2 separate regions of the Mus musculus genome follow, and region 2 is linked to region 1. The links are chromatin contacts, found by POLR2A ChIA-PET in ENCODE. All regions are on one chromosome and are shown on one strand. The core of a region is the stretch at or near the end of the contact, and the rest is flanking DNA. Distances in the headings are between cores, read along the strand shown. Region 1 holds the start of Ccdc34 (coiled-coil domain containing 34). Region 2 overlaps Lgr4 (leucine-rich repeat-containing G protein-coupled receptor 4).

Evidence for each region. ChIA-PET counts read pairs that join two places held with the same protein, here RNA polymerase II (POLR2A).
Region 2: POLR2A ChIA-PET joins it to region 1 with 14 read pairs in embryonic stem cell. The contact joins the enhancer-like site here to the promoter of Ccdc34 in region 1. POLR2A ChIA-PET finds 5 or more read pairs at or near these places in 3 of 5 experiments (Patski and embryonic stem cell).

What each region holds. Positions count from the first base shown.
Region 1 is chr2:110,015,617-110,019,569 of GRCm38, reverse strand. It overlaps Ccdc34 (coiled-coil domain containing 34), which reads right to left and starts at 1,753. Exons shown (of 6, transcript NM_026613.4): 1 at 1,356-1,753. The coding sequence starts at 1,702.
Region 2 is chr2:109,943,001-109,946,953 of GRCm38, reverse strand. The region is part of intron 1 of Lgr4 (leucine-rich repeat-containing G protein-coupled receptor 4); the gene reads right to left. Among named protein-coding and RNA genes, the nearest start is that of Lgr4, 27 kb to the right of the region's middle. Within about 2 kb of position 1,878, at least 1 of the 3 ENCODE cell types and tissues checked has a DNase peak (open chromatin) inside an H3K27ac peak, as active enhancers do.

The DNA.
Region 1 (3,953 bases), core at 504-3,003:
AAAGCAGCTTGCTCTCTGTGACTTCCACCCTCACCGACGTGAACTTTCACCTGTCATCCTTACAAAAATGTCCTCCCATGTGAGTGACCTCCTATTTGATTCACTAATTCTTAAATGAGTGCCTTAGACTGAATGGGAGCTATCTTGCTACTTATATAAAAAGCACGGCCTTGCCAGCTGGAATTTCTTAAATCTTCTGTACTATGCCTGACACAGCCTGGCAATCAGAAACTTGTAAATGCTTCCTGAGGCTGCCATAAGGAATATATCCTAAAATGAAGCTGTCTTAGAAAAATTCCTACAGAGACAGGCCCTTTGTTCCAGTTTCCATAGTAAAAAGTATATAATATAAAGAAATGTAAGCCCTAAAGAGATACCTGAGTACTAAGCCCCGGGCTGCCTGTACTAGCTCTACGCCTTTGAGGCAGGCCTTAAAAAAAGATTCTTCGCATCCCCACCTTTTAAAAGGTTTATCTTTATTTATGAGTATATACGCACTGGGTATGAGTTTATGTGCACCAAGTGCAAGCATACAGATGTCAGTAGGAGACAGTGTCAGATTTTCTGGAACTAGAGTTACTGGTGGTTGTGAACCACCCGATGATGAAGGTCCTTGGACTCGAACCTGGGTCCTTTCCAAGAGCAGTTAGCCCTCTTAAGCACTGAGCTCTCTCTAGCCTAAGTAGACTTTCTATATGTATTCTAATATAGTTTTCTTTGTGAAATGATTTGGGCTTTTCTTTCTTGATAATAGAAGTCTTGTATATCTTGTTTATCTCTACCTACACTAATATGTGGCAAAATAGTAAATGTTTGCTGAATGAGTCAACGTAAATAAACATTAAGATGGCATTATTAACTAACCCCCTTGATGAACACTCACTATTCCATTAAATGTTCTCTCTCAGATCAGTTAACCTGTCTCTGCAGAGTATGCATGCACCCTTTGGGCATCTGTACCCAGCTCTTTATATTTAAAGCACCTACTTCCTACAACCCAGCACCAGCTACACATTTTGATGCTAAGTTTATGGGTAAGAGCTCTGGAGTCGACAACCTGGTTTTTGAGGCTTTTAAAGGCTCCTAGCAGCAAGTTTTGTGTGCTTGCGACTGTGTACAGTAAGTTTCTATGGAAACTGAGACAGCAATCGTCTATCTCAGGAAAAAGGAACTAGGAATCATGGGAGATCAGTGACCATTTGTAAGAATTTACCCAGCACCCTAGGATGCAAGTGCTGCACAGCCTTTGAGCTGGAAAACAGGAGGTTATGCGGCTCGGGGTAACAACAAAGCCTTCTGAATGCCATCTCTAAGGAGTCTTGACAAGTGCTGGGAGGGCCGAACCTTGAGTTTACCTGGAGCGCTGCTGGAACTCTATTCCTTCCAAGCTCTCCACCTTGCTCTCGGACTCACGGGCATCTTCGTCCAGGGCCTCTTCATCCTCCCCCTCACTGTCGTCCGCGCCAAACGGAAAGCTCTGGTGGCCAAGGGGAGACAACAGGGACAGGGTGGAGTTGCTGCAGCTCAGAGACGGCGGCGACAAGCACTCGGTCAGCGCCACATCCTCCAGCCCTGGATCCCCGGAATCCACTAAGAGGTCGACGACAAAACTCGAGGAGGGCCGGAAGCCCGGCTTGCAGCGGGCGAGGTAACGGGTGCACGGAGCCGGAGAGGCAGCCCGCCACGGCCCAGCGGCCCGCATCAGGCCCGCCAAGTTCAAACGGCCCGAGCAAGGCCGAAGGCGCGTTCTCCCAGCAGGCTCCGCGCGCGCCGTCCGACCAATCAGCGCCAGCTTTAGGCCGTGTTGTCATAGCGACGCTTGTAGCCCGCAAGGGGCTTTGTCTGGGCTGGAAGAGCTTGGCTTCCTCAGTCCAGGTAGGAAGGTTCCTGACTGACAGCTTCAGCTTGGCGTCTCCCCGAGTCGTCCGCCCATTCCTGATGCTGTCCCGAGTACTGTGTTTGCTGTGGTGTTGAAGGCCATTTGGTGCACGACACTTATCAGTGTCACTAAAGCGGATCCTTTAAAAGGAAAAGGCAGAAGCCTGAAGCCATGGTTATTCCCCCTTCCTCATAAAAGCTCAGGATCACTAAAAAAAAAAAAAAATCTAGCACTCGTGATTGAATTTTTTAGTTCATTTATGTTGTTGTTTTTTTTGTTTTTGTTTGTCTAAGGGAGAGAACTTTATCCTCTGTGGGCATAGTTTCTCACTGTATGGGCAGCATCTGTCAACATAATCAGTTCCCCGACCCCCAGTCGCCAAGGCAGGGTTTCTCTGTATAGCCCTGGCTGTCCTGGAACTCACTATGTAGACCAGGCTTACCTCAAACTTAGAAATCCGCCTGCCTCTGCCTCCCAAGTGCTGGGATTAAAGGCATGAGCCACCGCTGCCCTGCAACACAATCGGTTTTATCAGGTTGTGTTAACTTTCTAGTCTTCCAAAGCATTTGTGTCCACTCTCCAGCGTGTCCATACCAGAGCAGCAAATCATGAGCCAACCTTAAAATCCATCGTTCTTTTTAAAATGAAATTTTGAACTGTGATGCAATAGGCATTTTTCTAGGACTTCTTGGCACTCTCCTTTTAGGGGCCGAGGATCTAACTGAAGCCGGCAAGGAAAAGATGGCAGATACTGAAAGTGAGCTGCTTATTCATGCTCACAAAACTGCATACAAAAACGCAGCTTTTGGCTAATGTACATTACATTAGTGTAAGAATCACAAGTGAAATGAGAGTATCTGTAGAATTTTCATAGCGCAGTTAGATATGTTAGAAATACTAGCAACCAAAAGCGAAGCAAAGTGACTATAAATGACATGCTAGCACTATTTTGTTCTTTTTTTTTTCCAGTAAAAACAATGGCATTGGAAGAAAACTGTACGATGAACTAAGAAACGTGATTTAGTAGGCTTATGGTTGTGACTTACTCCAGTTATTCAGTATTGGCATATCTGGTTAAGATATTTTGTCAGAAAACACCCTTGGTGTCAGTAACTCAGAGACATTGGACTACCTTATACCTTCAAAAAGACAGGAACTTGAAAAATGATCCTCCATTCCCCCAAAAAATAACCTAAAGGTTTTGGGGAAGGGAATGGAGCTGGCTTTGAACCAGTAGTTTTCCTCTTAATATTCTTACATAGGCTATTTAACTGCAATGATCTTAATTTAATCCTCCCCAAAATAATCTACCCTGCTATCATAGTCATTCATTAATCCTCAGCTCCACTCAGGACCTGACATATCTTGAACTCTGTCACTATCCCACATTGAGTTCCCCATCATAAACCTCTCAGTGTAGGAATGTTAAATCATATAGTTTCCTAACCCTCTTCATGTTTTATTAAAGTGTTCTTGATACTCTAGGATCAGTGTGTTCACCAAGAGCATTAAGCCTTAAAGGCTACAAGGCAGTTAAATGGCCTGCTGTGGCTGTTTGAATGTGGTCTGTTTTTACAGTACTATTCATTACTTGGACTGAGACAATAGTCAAGATGGATAGGATTATACAAATGTATACATTAACTCTCCCCTTAAGTTACAGGGTGTGGACCTAACAGTATCCTCTTAATACTCATTTTCAATCTAATAATATGAGGGTTTTTTTTTAATTGGCGTGGAAAATCCCTGCAAGAGTGACTTTTGCTTAAAAAATATTTAACTATATTACAAAACTAATTCCTTTGCCAGTAATCCTTATGGCAATTTTATGACATGGGTTCAAAAATGTCTTCCTGCACATACTTAAGTATTAACATATGAAATATGTCTCAGCTTGCGTCAAAATAACGCAAGAGGCAGAAGGACTGAAGGGGCTTAGTGAATGTGGTGAAGATGAAAGGCTCATTGTGTGCCGTGGACACTTGTGAAAGGTGTAAGTGAGGTAATTACACCGTGCTTTTTGCTATAAAAGTTTCCAACATTCCAAGTTTAACATAAACTCACTACTCTCTCC
Region 2 (3,953 bases), core at 629-3,128, 73 kb after region 1:
GCATACTTAAGCACAAGACACAGAGGGTCCAATATGTTTAAAGTGAGTTTGAATTCCAGTAAGTTCCTGGCATTATTTCCATAAAGACCCTTAGGCTTATGTTGGGCTTTGACAATAAAGGGTGATTTGTTTGGAACTATTTGGAAAGGCAACAAAGTAACATCCCACACATGAAGAACTCCAGAAAGCAGTGATGTGGGCAAAAGTCAGGCATCATCATCATCATCATCATGAAACTAGTTTCCATCAAAGCAGTACATATGAGCAACTTCTCTCCACCGCTGAACCGTCTACCGTCCCCTGAAGCCAGCAGGAGTTGCTTGTGATAAGCATGCAGTTTGGGAAACACTCAACTAGCGCTTCTTAAACTTCTCCACCTACAACCCCTTTCTCTCAAGAAACCGTTACATGATCTCAGGCACATGAGCAGTTAAAGAATTAAATATTTGTTGCATATTTGATACTGTAGGAAGCTGAGCACCTAACTTTTTTTTAGAGTTGGTCGATATTTTAATTTTATAATTATCAATGCTGAGATAAACATGTAGTCCAATCGGGAAGAAGTATACTTATGGCCATTAAACTGCTGGATTCTATCCTAATCCTATGCCAATACTCATTTAATGATTTTTTTCCTAATGAAACTATTTATTTCAGTAGTTTTAAGTTCAAACTGTATATAATGCAACTCAAAGATACACTAATTTAATATTCTTTTTTGGTGGGAGAGTTCGAGACAGGGTTTCTCTGTATAGCCCTGGCTGTCCTGGAACTCACTTTGTAGACCAGCCTGGCCTCGAAAATCACTCAGAAATCTGCCTGCCTCTGCCTCCCGAGTGCTGGGATTAAAGGCATGTGCCACCATGCCCGGCTCCTAATTTAATGTTTATACCAAGATGAATAATGATAGAAAATGTGTAGTCTTTACAAAATTACATCCATTATGCCTCTGTCAGAACTGAGATATTTGTAAATACAGGAAAAAAAAAAAACACTGCAGCTCATAACACACAAGTGACAGTCACAAGTCTGAGCTAAGCAAGGTATTTTAGCTAGCATTCTTTGTGCTGCATAGCCGGAAACCATAGCTATAGTGAAGCTGTGCAAATATTTTGGATACATTACACATTTGATTTTGAATTAATGTTTGCTTGTCACCCATCCAGAAACCTTTTACAGCTGACACATATTTCATGAGTCCCACATTCAGTTATTTGACCCCATATGGTCACACAGTGTAAGAAGCTGGGCAGTGAGGCATTTCACAAACAGCGGCATAGATTACTAAAAGGATTCATCGTTGTTCAATAAAAAGTCAGCTTTGAAAGAACAACAGGGTAAGAAGGATACGAATCCTGGTGAGACAGGAGAAAGGAAACTCAGCAGGCTCTAATCTGACCAGTGATGGAATGGGTAGGGTATATGAGGACTCAGAGATTGAAGGTTTCATAATGTTGAAAAATTTCATGAATTTAGAATAATGAAGAGATGAAGAAGAGAAAAAAATTATTGAGGTCAGAAGTGGTTAGCAGTTACAAGACTTGCAGAGTCCAAATGTGACCATGGCGGAAACAGCTGAAGTAGGTTTGCTGTACAAGAGTGTCGAAAGGATTATCTAGGTGAGGGAAATGATAGCATCTACAGTAAGAGACAGAACGGCAGAAACGATCAGACCACGAGCTTGGCTCGCAAGTGAATGGCAGAGAACCTAACTGATGACAGCTCTGGTGTGGAAACTGACAGTCAGGACTACAGCATGGGTGGGGCTGGAAGTGAAGACAGCATTCTGATGACTTGCAGGCAGGAAAGTGGAGAGGCCAGAATTCCAATGCTTGGTTATTCCCTTAACAGTTCAACCAGCCTCAATCCAGGGGCCTACTGCTAGGAAAGCTGTCCTGCGGCCAAGCCAGTAAAGAAACGAGGATGCTAGGAAGCACATCAGCCTGAGTGAGCGAGCTGTTCAGGGGCATAGCCGAGCAAAATATGGGACAGAGAAGAGGGGAATGATCCCAGATGACAAGAGACACACAACTCAGTTCCAGACCATCTCTTCTGCAAAGTCTACAGAAAGAAAGACATGCTCTATAAACAGGAGCTTCAGAGTTAAACACTTTATTCAAATGATAGCTAGGTTTATGAAACCACACAACCAGGCTACGCATCTCGCCATAAAATTTTACTTCATTTTGTTTTAAGGCTTTAGGGACTGTTGGTGTTTGGGTTAGAAATGTTTCCCCCAAAACTCTCGTATCTGATCGCTAATCCCCAGCTGGTGTGGCACTTGTTGACTGGGGAGGTTGAACAATCTGAAGGAAGAGGAGGAGGCTAAATAGTGGCGGTGGACTGCTAGGGAAGGGCCTTAGCCATTTACAGCCCCAGCTACCTGTTTCCACTTCCCAATTCAACAAAGCCACTGCCTCCTACTCCTGCGGACTCAGGCTGAGGGGCTCCCTCCACCACACCTTCTCCACCATGACAGACTGAAATTCTCTTACATCATGAGCCACAGCAAACTGCTCCTGCTAAGTATTTTCGAAACAATGACGATTAAAGCAAATATATGGACCGCACTTTCTATTTTAATGTGGCGATATCAACAGAGAGTGCTTATCAGTAAAATCAGATTAGGATGTATCCATCTTCAGAAGAAAACTGAAAAGTGAATATGGGTTCCATTTATTTCCTGCCAACAAATACAGAAAGACCTAAGAAAGCCCAGAACAGCCTCTCAAGTAGCTTCGGGAAACTGTTCCCAAAAGCAAGGCAGTAATATACATATCCTTCTCTTAGTAGACAGAGCCATGCTGATTCCGTTCCTAGCAAAGGATGGACTTACTTTTAGATCACCTGAGAAAACTAGAATTTTACTAAAGTGAACCATTTCATGCCCCACAATCCAAAAACATTACAATGAAGTCATCCCAGACCCCCATATGCCCAAAGCCCAGGTGCATCTATCAGTAAACATTCATTAATACCAAAACCCAAGGGAGAGTCCCCCAAACTCATTCTTAGCCCTGAAGGGTGGAGCTGGGACTTCCCACTAAGGGTAGGTGGTCTCTGGGATTCATCTGTCCCACTTAAGAAGTCTGTATCAGAATAGCTCGACGCTTACTCAAGATCACTCAGTCTTCCACTGATTGCTTCCCACCTTTAATAAATTATGAGTTTCCTATAAAAGTTAAACAGGATAAGGCTGAGAGCTGCAAATGTAGAGTAAAAAAAGAGATTTCTAACACTGAATCCTCACATCAGAAGATGCTAAAATATGCACATGTGAATTATACACTACATATTTGCTATTTTCACAGAGAACTCCAGAAACAGCTCAACAAACTCACCCTTCCATGATAAATTCCTGGGCATATTCATAACAAAAGTCAGACAGATTTTGTTTTCAGTCACGTAGTTCTATAAAAATAAACTGTCATCACAACATCCTTGCAGGAGTAAAAGGCCATATTTGCCCGCAGTTAAATCCAACAGCAGCTGTTCTATGGAAAAAGAGGGCCCAATAATTGGCTTCTTTCACCTCTGTTAATCACGAACAAAAGTGTCATTCAGTTTCAAAATGGACAAAATGGTCCAATGGATGGTCAGCTAGCTGAGCCAATGGGTGGAATAACAATAACCCTGTAGCATTTCCCTTTGCCTTTTGTTTGGTCTTTCAAAGCCCTTAATTAAGACCTGCACAAAGCACTCCTCCGGGCTTTTCTCAATGAGGCATTACATGCCTGTTTTCTTGTATTTAAAGAAAAAAAATGGCAGGGATTTTCTGAAACACATTAAACAGAATACACAATTTCCATTTATTTGCAACTGAAATACTGTTAAAATTTTAGAGCTTAAATATTATCATAAGTAACAAAGCAAGTTCTTTCCATTCCAGGCTTGGGGAGTGGGGGTTGAAAGAAGGGTTGGTTCGAAGGGAATGGGAAAGCAGGGTCAGGGGC